Linked DNA regions of Homo sapiens: region 2 is linked to region 1. A link is an interaction called in ENCODE POLR2A ChIA-PET data of the cell type or tissue named here. Cell type or tissue: PC-3. All regions are shown on one strand. Links, peaks and the distances in the headings refer to the core of each region. The heading gives the core; the rest is flanking DNA. Region 1 overlaps PRP4K (pre-mRNA processing factor kinase PRP4K). Region 2 has its middle 7.3 kb from the start of FAM50B.

Region 1 (4,376 bases), core at 377-4,376:
CATACAAATAGTTAAAAATTTCATTACGTTGTCTAGCCTTTAAATATGAGGACTTTCAGAATTAGGCCTCAACATTTGTAATTAGTAAATGAAAACTACGCATCGTTTCTATGTCACTAGGAACTATATTTAACAAAATGTATATAAAGTCTATAGCAAGTTGATTTAAAAAAAGTAAAGTTAATAAGAAACAGTACACTGAAGGCGCTCTATCCATCAAGCGCGTTCTCTTCCAATTTTAAATGTGATGAACAAACAGAAATTGTAACTATGCCACAGTTGCAATGCCAAAAAATAAAACAAGATCAGTTATCACACATGCAGGGAATTCTGCCACAAAGCTAACATCCCTCATTTGTCAGTTGTTCCAATAAAATAACATCTTAAAACACCAGAGATGTTGATGGTTTAGCTTACCTTCAGTGTACTGAATGCTGCACACAACCTGCTTTAAAAGGAGACCATCCCTGCAGGCAGGCTCAAGAAGGAACAGACCCCTTTCGGCACTGACTACACCAAGGGCATGCTGCTGTGGCCTGCACACACACACCTAGGAAAACGTGAATATAAACAGCATTTATGCTGGCCATTTTATCTCAAGACCAAAATGAAGCCAAGTCTGCTAAGAACAAATCAACCACCCAATATTACTACTCATTTCATAACAGATGCTTTTGTCTTTATGTGAACTGCAACCATATACATTAGCACTGTAATTTTGTGCAGTCTTGGCAATTTAAAACAGTCTACAGTGAAATTTCACGTAAGACACAAAACAGATTAACTAACATCTCTAAAAGAAATATCACCCTTGGTGTTAATTCAAATATATCATGCTTCCTCAAATTTGCTGGAGAAATATTTATAAGTTTATATACATTAATAAACTGCTGTGAAATTTCTTCAGTCTTTGTATTTACTCAAACCCTTGGAGTTTCTTCATCTTGTTTAAATTTTTTCCTGGATGAAGGCGTGCTGTAGGGCCTGGTTGATGCTAATTCGTTTAGCTGGGTCCAACATCAGAATCTGGTCCAACAAGTCCTTTAGCTGGTGTACTTTCTTACGTTGGTCTTCAGGAAGTCTCTGGCACCCAATCAAGTCAGCCAACAGGTCCTTAGTTGGATTAATGGTGCTCATAACAGTAACTTTCTCCTAAAAATAATTTTTAAAATGCGTATCTCTAAATAAGTTACTAAGCATATACAACTTAAATCAGATTGTTTTGGGGTCTATCAAAAATATTAAAAACATGCATATACATACAAAATATATACACACAGTGCACATTTTGGGCAATGACAGACTGCATATATGACAGTGGTCCCTTAAGATTGGAATACCGTATTTTTGCTCTCCCTTTTCTATGTTTAGATACATACATACACTTACCACTTGCAAAAGTGCCTACAGTATTCAGTCCACCAACTTACAGTTCAGGCCTAGAAGCAAAAGGCCATACTACTTACCCTAGATGTGTGTGAGTGTATGCTGTGGTTATGTGACGCATGACTGTATCATCATCATCTATTCATTTAAAACTTTGCTGTGGTTTCCTCTATGCTGTACATCTTTTTAAAAGGTAACCAAAAAACTTAAATGAAAAAGTTGATGCCAACTCTGGGCTGGGCGCGGTGGCTCACACCTGTAATCCCAGCACTTTGGAAGCCCAAGGTAGGTGGATCACTTGAGCTCAGGAATTCGAGACCAGCCTGGGCAACACTGCAAAACCCATCTCTACTAAAAATACAAAAATTATCCAGGCGTGGTGGCACACAATTGTAATCCCAGCTACTCGGGAGGCTGAGGCATGAGAATTGCTTGAACCTGGGAGGCAGAGGTTGCTGTGAGCCAAGATCGTGCCATTGCACTTCACCCTGGGTGACAGGTGACAGAGCGAGACTCAGTCTCAAAAAAGAAAAAAAAAGTCAACTCCAAGTTAGCAATGAAAATTTACAATAAGATAAGCATGAGCTGTTTGCACTGTACTTTCCCTACCTTGAAGTGGTAAGTGACAGACATGTGAATAAGTTAATACCCTGAAGTATTATTAAGTGCTCTGACAAAGACAGGGACATATGCTATAATAATGGGACAAAAATAAGGAAATCATTACTTCAATCTGGGAGTTTTCAAAAGGCTCATACAGAATGTGTATTTCAGCTGAGGCTTGAAGATGATACATTTTTTAGGGGGTTGGGGGTGAGGCAGCACAGGAAATGACTAAGCTCAGGGAGGTCTGTTAGCAAAGGCACAAAGGTCTGAACCAGCACGCCTTCTGGCCAAATGTGGAAAGGTGGGGGTTCTGAATGTACTGAAGAGAGGTCTGAAAACTGAAGAAAGCAGTTGGATTTGTCATTCTGAGGAACTTAAATATTATTTCATAGGTAACAGGGAGCCAACAAAGGTTTTTAAGCAGGGATAGGAACATGACCAGATATGTTTTCAGAAACATCACTCTAGCAGCAATAAGAAAGCTGGATGGGAAGCCAGACCAAGAAAGTAATCCAAAGAAGATGTGACGAGGGCCTAAATATGACCTATAATAAAAATAAATTAATTATGCTAGAAAAACATTTTAAAATCCCTCCATCTTTTCCATGGTCTGATGTGTTTTATTTAGGAATTGGTCGACAGCAAAAAGGAAATACTTACTTTTGGGTTTTTGTTTTTTTTTTAATTCACCAGCTCGTATGATTTAGTACTCAGTTAACAATAAAATAACTATTGCATGCTGCATTTAAAACACTTACCCTCTCTGTTACTTTATCAACTTCTATGTACATGAAGTTGAGATTTTGATCAAAATGCTGATCTTTGAACACACCTTTTCGAATCATCTACAAAACAAAACAAAAACTTGGGTTTTGAACTATTATGAAACAGGCCTACTAACAATTTAATTAATATACAATAAGTCAAATAAGTATGTTATTTAGTCTCTGTAGGTTTGTTTGATCTCAGATTCCCTTGATCCCAGGAATTCATTAACATCTTTGCAAAAGCAAATACCAATGCTGTACCTAAAACTACTTAATAACATGAAATTATATTTGTCCAGGCAGTGACTTAAAACAATTATAACATCAAATTGTCCTTTCACTATTTAAAATTGGAGAGTCAACAAAGACTTTAAATTATTTCTTCCTAAAAATATCACAAAACTCAGGTTTTTTCTCCTTGGCAGTTAGGGAACCTAATGCCACTTTACTAATTATGTTCCAACAGCCCTGATACAGGTCAGACTTCATTAAAACTAATACCAACATAGCTCATTTTTATGTAACTTATTCTAAAAAAAGTCCAACCTAATAGAATTTGGACAATATGTACAAATCAGCCTGGTCAACATAGTGAAACTCCATCTCTACAAAAAAATTATTAAATAAATTAACTGGTTGTGGTGGCACATGCCTGTAGTCCCAGCTACATTGGAGACTGAGGCAGGAGAACTGCTTGAGCCCAGGGGTTCGGTTCAAGGCTGCAGTGAGCTATAACTGTACTCCAGTCTGGGACACAGAGCAAGATCCAGTCTCAAAACAACAACAACAACAAAACACAACTGAAAACCATACAGTTTTCTGACCTTTACGAAAAATGTGTAAATCTTTAGAAATTCAGCAAATAGGCTGAAATCTTAAAAAGCTAAGTTACAGCCGGGTGCGGTGGCTCATGCCTATAGCTACTCGGGAGGCTGAGGCAGGAGAATGGCATGAACCCGGGAGGCAGAGCTTGCAGTAAGCTGAGATCGCGCCACTGCACTGCAGCCTGGGCGACAAAGCAAGACTCCGTCTCAAAAAAAAAAAAAAAAAAAAAGCTAAGTTATGGCCCTCAGATACTTTAATAAATGCTTACATTCTTGCTTCATGTTAAACAGAAACTAGCATTATAGCTGAAGTATCAGCGGTGAGTTAGAAAGATATTAAATAAGAAAAGGTACCAAGAAAGGTACCTTACTTTCTCAAATAACCTCCAATCTTTAATAAATTAATTAACATCAAGTTCCTCTTACAATATCTAATATTCACCTATTCATTCTCTGACCACTAAGCATGTTCTTGTATTTTACCTAATTCAACTTACATCTTTTTCCATTCTGTCTTCCAAACATTTTGAAACTTTTACCCATAAGGGTGTATCCCCAAAATATTGCTGCTCTCTGTCCATCATTGAACAAGTTCTCTTATCCTTAGCGCTTGGCTGATTAGAACCACTAATTTAAAACACCAGAAAAGGGAAAGACCCTAAGAAATCATGATAGCCATCTACCCACCTTTCTGAAATTTTTGTTTTATAGCTCACTAGTGGTGAGCAAGTGTCAGCAGTCTTGTCAGTTAATAAGAAACTAAGACCTTAAAGAAGCTCATGCTAATGTCTTA
Region 2 (4,400 bases), core at 133-4,132, 200 kb after region 1:
TGAAAGCCTCATACACTACTGGTGAGGACGCCGAGAATTTGAAACCCTCAAACGATAATACTAGAAATGTAAAATAGAGCAGCTGCTTTGGAAAACACACTTGCAATTCCTCAAAAGGTTACACATAGAGTTACCATATGACCCAGCAATTCCACTCCTAGGGATATACCCAAGAGAAATGAAATATTTGTGTACAAAAACTTGTACACAAATCTTCATTAGTGGCATTATTCATAAAAGCCAAAAATTGGAAGCAACCCAAATGTCCTATAACTAGTGAACGACAGATAAACAAAATGTGTTGTATCTACTAGAATGTTATCTGGCCATGAAAGGGAATGAAACCCTGATACATGCTACCATATGGGTAAACATGAAAATGTCATGTTAAGTGACAGAAACCAGAAATTAAAGGCCACATAGTAAATGATTCCATTAATGTGAAATGGTGAGAATAAGCAAATCTACAGAAACAAAATAATTACTGGTTTCCTAGAGGTGGGGAGGAGAGTGAGAATGGGGAATATCTGCTGATGGGTAGAGGGTTTGTTTTTGTAGTGATAAAAATGTTCCAAAATTAGATTGTGGTAATGTCTGCACAACTTTGTGAATATACTAACAACCATTGAACTATGTACTTTGGATGTGTTCTCTGGCATGTGAAATATGTCTCAGTTAATACCTATATATTAATTATATACAGATGGGATCGCTCATGAGACGAGTTGAGTTGCCGGCTGGGGCTGCAGTCATCTGAAAGCTTGATGGGGCTGGAGGATCTGATTCCAGGACCGGTGCCCAGTTTTGTTTGGCTGGTAGCACGTAGCCTTTGTTCCTTGTTCCTTGCCAGGTGGCCCTTTCCATGAGACTGCCTGAGTGTTCTCATGACAGGGAAGCTGGCTTGCTCCAGAATGCGTGATCGAAGAGGGCAAGGTGGCACATGGAAGGTACAATGCCTTTCATGACCTTGTATCATATGTTACACGCTGTCATCCCATCCAAGTCCTAGTGATTACAGAGGGCACGAAACCAACAAAGAATCACCGCGGGCCCTCTTGGAGGCTGGTTCCCACAAGTGGGGTTAAATCCTGCTGCTTTCTTAGTGACTTCAGTCTCTCCAGCTCATCAGTCATAACCACTTTGTAACACTGCCCTAACTAAATACATTCAGTTCTATGGTGATCCTCGAAGCCTGTGAAGTTTCTCCTGGAGATCCCTGGTGATCTCCATGGTGATCCCTGGAGCCGTTCAAGTTTCTCCTGGAGATTGAAATGTGTGTGTGTGTGTATACATACATATATACATGCACATATTTATATATATTCATATGCACATTCATATTCATATACACATTCATATACGTACACACATACATATATAATCATGTTCATATACATATACACATATTGTTTCTCAAAAAGTCTCACTTATTGGTTTGAAGGCAATAAATTCTAGAAAAATAAATTTCCAGCATGAGTTAGGTATGAGAAAAATCTAATTTTTCTTTTTCTTTGTAATATTATTTACTACGACATTTACTTGGCAAAAATACATGAGTCTGTAGGAAATGCTTTTCCCTGCCGCAATCCTCCAGCTAAGAACATAAAACCCCTGTCTCTCATTCTGAGGAATCAGGAAAAATACAAATAAGATCCTGATCCCCAAGCCCCCCAGATCAATATAGTGGCACCTGCTTGTGTCAGGCTAGTTAGGGGTCTGTCAGTCTATCAGTATTTTCTGAAGTAGCTTAATTAATTGTGGTTTTTTGAGAACATGGGAGATTTTGTGATGTTCCTGAGAGCTCATCTCTATGTGGGGTTTTTCCACAATAACAATATAGGAAGATGTTCAGAGTGGGCAGTCTTCAAGCCAACGTTATTTTGCCTTCATTGCATAAGGATTGTCTTGTCCATCCCGCAAAAGCAAAAGCAGCTGAAAACAAAGACTTTCTAGTTGGCAAAGGGAGGGAACACAGCAGTACCCAATAGTGAATGCAGGCATTAGGAGACCAGCGTAGGACCCCTTAACAGGTGCGGCCTCAGGACTGCAGGTGATGGGCTCCCTTGGTCGCTGATGTCAACACGAGACTTTTATTCTCCTCATGCATTTCATGGGTCTCACCCAATCACGTGAGGAACACCCAGTGTTCCAGTGCAGTGCCCTGAGAAGAGGAGGAGGGCAGGAGGGAGCGTGGGCATCAAGTTCTCAGGTCCAATGCCCTTATTTGCTAACCAGCTTTGTGACCTTGGGCAAGACACTTCCCTGCCAGGGGCCTCACTTCTATTCTGTTAAATTAAAAAGCTGGACTCATTCAGGGATTTCCAGATGTTGAGATGCCAGTGATAACAGGAACTTCCAGGGGTGATCATTTTTTACTATGGCCAAATAAAATTATTAAAGAAAAAACGCTTAGCATCTAAAATAACTATAATTTCATTATAAGAAAACTTTAGTACCAAATAAAAATACATAAAAATGAGAAAACACAACATAAATTTTATAACCTTAAATGGGAAAAAAACCCTTAGTTTTATAAAAACTTATCTCATCATTCTTCTTGTTCTCATTTCTCTAGAGACCTTTGAAAATGCTACAGAGCAGCATTTGGGAACTCTGGGGATGGCTCTCAGGGCCTCTTGTGCTCTGACATCCTGGGACTCTCTGGTTCATTCAGCTGTCAGCTCACACCAGATGCTAATGGTGCCAGGCATTATTTGTCCAGGTTTTTCCATTTTATTTGGAAACTACTCAAGGTAGAAATAGCTTTTCAAATCTGTACCAAAAGTACCCTTTTGCCCAATGATATGCCTCACCAGCACTATTCCCTGCTCAATGTTGCCTGGTGCTGGCGTTGGGGCCCCCTGTCGATAACTGACCTCCTCCTTGCTGAAAATCCTCCTGGGGGCTCCATGACCCCTGCAGCCATTAGGGTAGTGTGGAGGTCCTCCAAAAAAAAAATTCCTGTTAACTCCATGAGGATGGCTTCAATCCCACAAATTAAGGGCCCGGTCTCGCAAGACTGCACCTGCTTCATACACCAATTGTGTCTGAGCCTCCTGTACTTCTGATCAACTGGCTATAAATTGGGAGTTTCCATGACCCTACTTTCTAGAGCAGCTCTCAGAACTCAGGGAAACAACTTACATTTCCTGGTTTATTTTAATGAATATTACAAAGGATATAGATGAAGAGGTGCATAGGGCAAGGTCCAGAAGGGTCCTGAGTGTAGAAGCTTTGATCCTTTGTGGAGTTAAGGTACACCACCCTCCCTGCACAAAGATGCATTCGCTACGCAGAAGCTCATCATATCTTGTTCAAGAGTTTTTGAAGAGTGTGCTGGGCGCAGTGGCTCACACCTGTAATCCTAGCGCTTTGGGAGGCCGAGGCGGGTGGATCACGAGGTCAGGAGATTGAGACCATCCTGGCTCACACGGTGAAACCCTGTGTCTACTAAAAATACAAAAAATTAGCTGGGCGTGGTGGCGGGCTCCCATAGTCCCAGCTACTCAGGAGGCTGAGGCAGGAGAATGGCATGAACCCGGGAGATGGAGCTTGTAGTGAGCCCCCATCGCGCCACTGCACTCCAACCTGGGCGACAGAGTGAGACACTGTCTCAAAAAAAAAAAAAAAAGAGTTTTTGCAGAGTGTAACCTCCAGACTCCCACTCTCTCCTCCAGTTCCCCAAAGGTAACTGTCTTGGAGGTTGGTGGGTGGGGCTGAAAGTTCCAGTCCTCTAGTCACTGTTCTTCTGGTGAGCATCCCCATTCTGAAGCTAACTAGGGGCCCCACCCGAGGTCACCTCATTAGAGTAAACACAGATGTCATTGGAAGGGGTTTGTTATGAATATCAAAGATACTCCTATCACTCAGGAAAATTCCAAGGGGTTTAGGAGCTCTGTACCAGGAACCTGGGACAAAGACCAAATATAGTTATTTTTATACAACAAGTTCCCACTCCTAACATTGTGTGACCCCGTTTCAGTGACTTAGGCCCACTGAGATTCAATTTCTTCATCAGACAAATGGTGCCAACAATCTCAGGGGGTTGCGCTGATGACTGGTGAAATATGGCACGTCAAGTAATCTGGCACACCTGGGAGTCTGAGGCTGCACTTGACCCCTTCCCCCCCTGGGGTCCATCTGTGACAGAGGCTGCTGGCTTGTCCCAGGCACATTTGGTCACCCTGTCTCTTGCTGTGCATGCAAGGCAGGCCAGGTACCCACCATGGCTGCAATGATAGGGAATTCTTAGAAAAATTTCAGAAGGTTGTTGTGTGTTGGTTATTTCTCCTTGCTTTCAGCAGAGACCTGAGTGACATGCATGCAGGCATGAGCTAACCTGTCTGCCAGCAGTGCTGGGAGAGGCAGCCTTGCCCAGCAAGGGGTCCTCACCTACAGAC

Evidence for each region. Peaks named below come from ENCODE experiments on the same cell type or tissue, not always from the same donor. Only the 100,000 strongest peaks of a DNase experiment are listed, where the experiment ranks them.
Region 2: POLR2A ChIA-PET joins it to region 1 with 7 read pairs; 2 of 35 experiments call an interaction of 5 or more read pairs at or near these places.

What each region holds. Positions count from the first base shown.
Region 1 is chr6:4,057,189-4,061,564 of GRCh38, reverse strand. It overlaps PRP4K (pre-mRNA processing factor kinase PRP4K), which reads right to left. Exons shown (of 15, transcript NM_003913.5): 14 at 2,751-2,837; 15 at 1-1,152. The coding sequence ends at 949. Among named protein-coding and RNA genes, the nearest start is that of FAM217A, 20 kb to the left of the region's middle. RefSeq lists an enhancer at 2,076-2,370. In PC-3, for the core only: no CTCF peak of the experiment used is centred there; DNase peaks (open chromatin) are centred at 1,514 and 2,244; H3K4me3 peaks cover 1,241 bases; H3K27ac peaks cover 3,177 bases.
Region 2 is chr6:3,854,520-3,858,919 of GRCh38, reverse strand. No RefSeq gene overlaps it. Among named protein-coding and RNA genes, the nearest start is that of FAM50B, 7.3 kb to the right of the region's middle. In PC-3, for the core only: no CTCF peak of the experiment used is centred there; no DNase peak of the experiment used is centred there.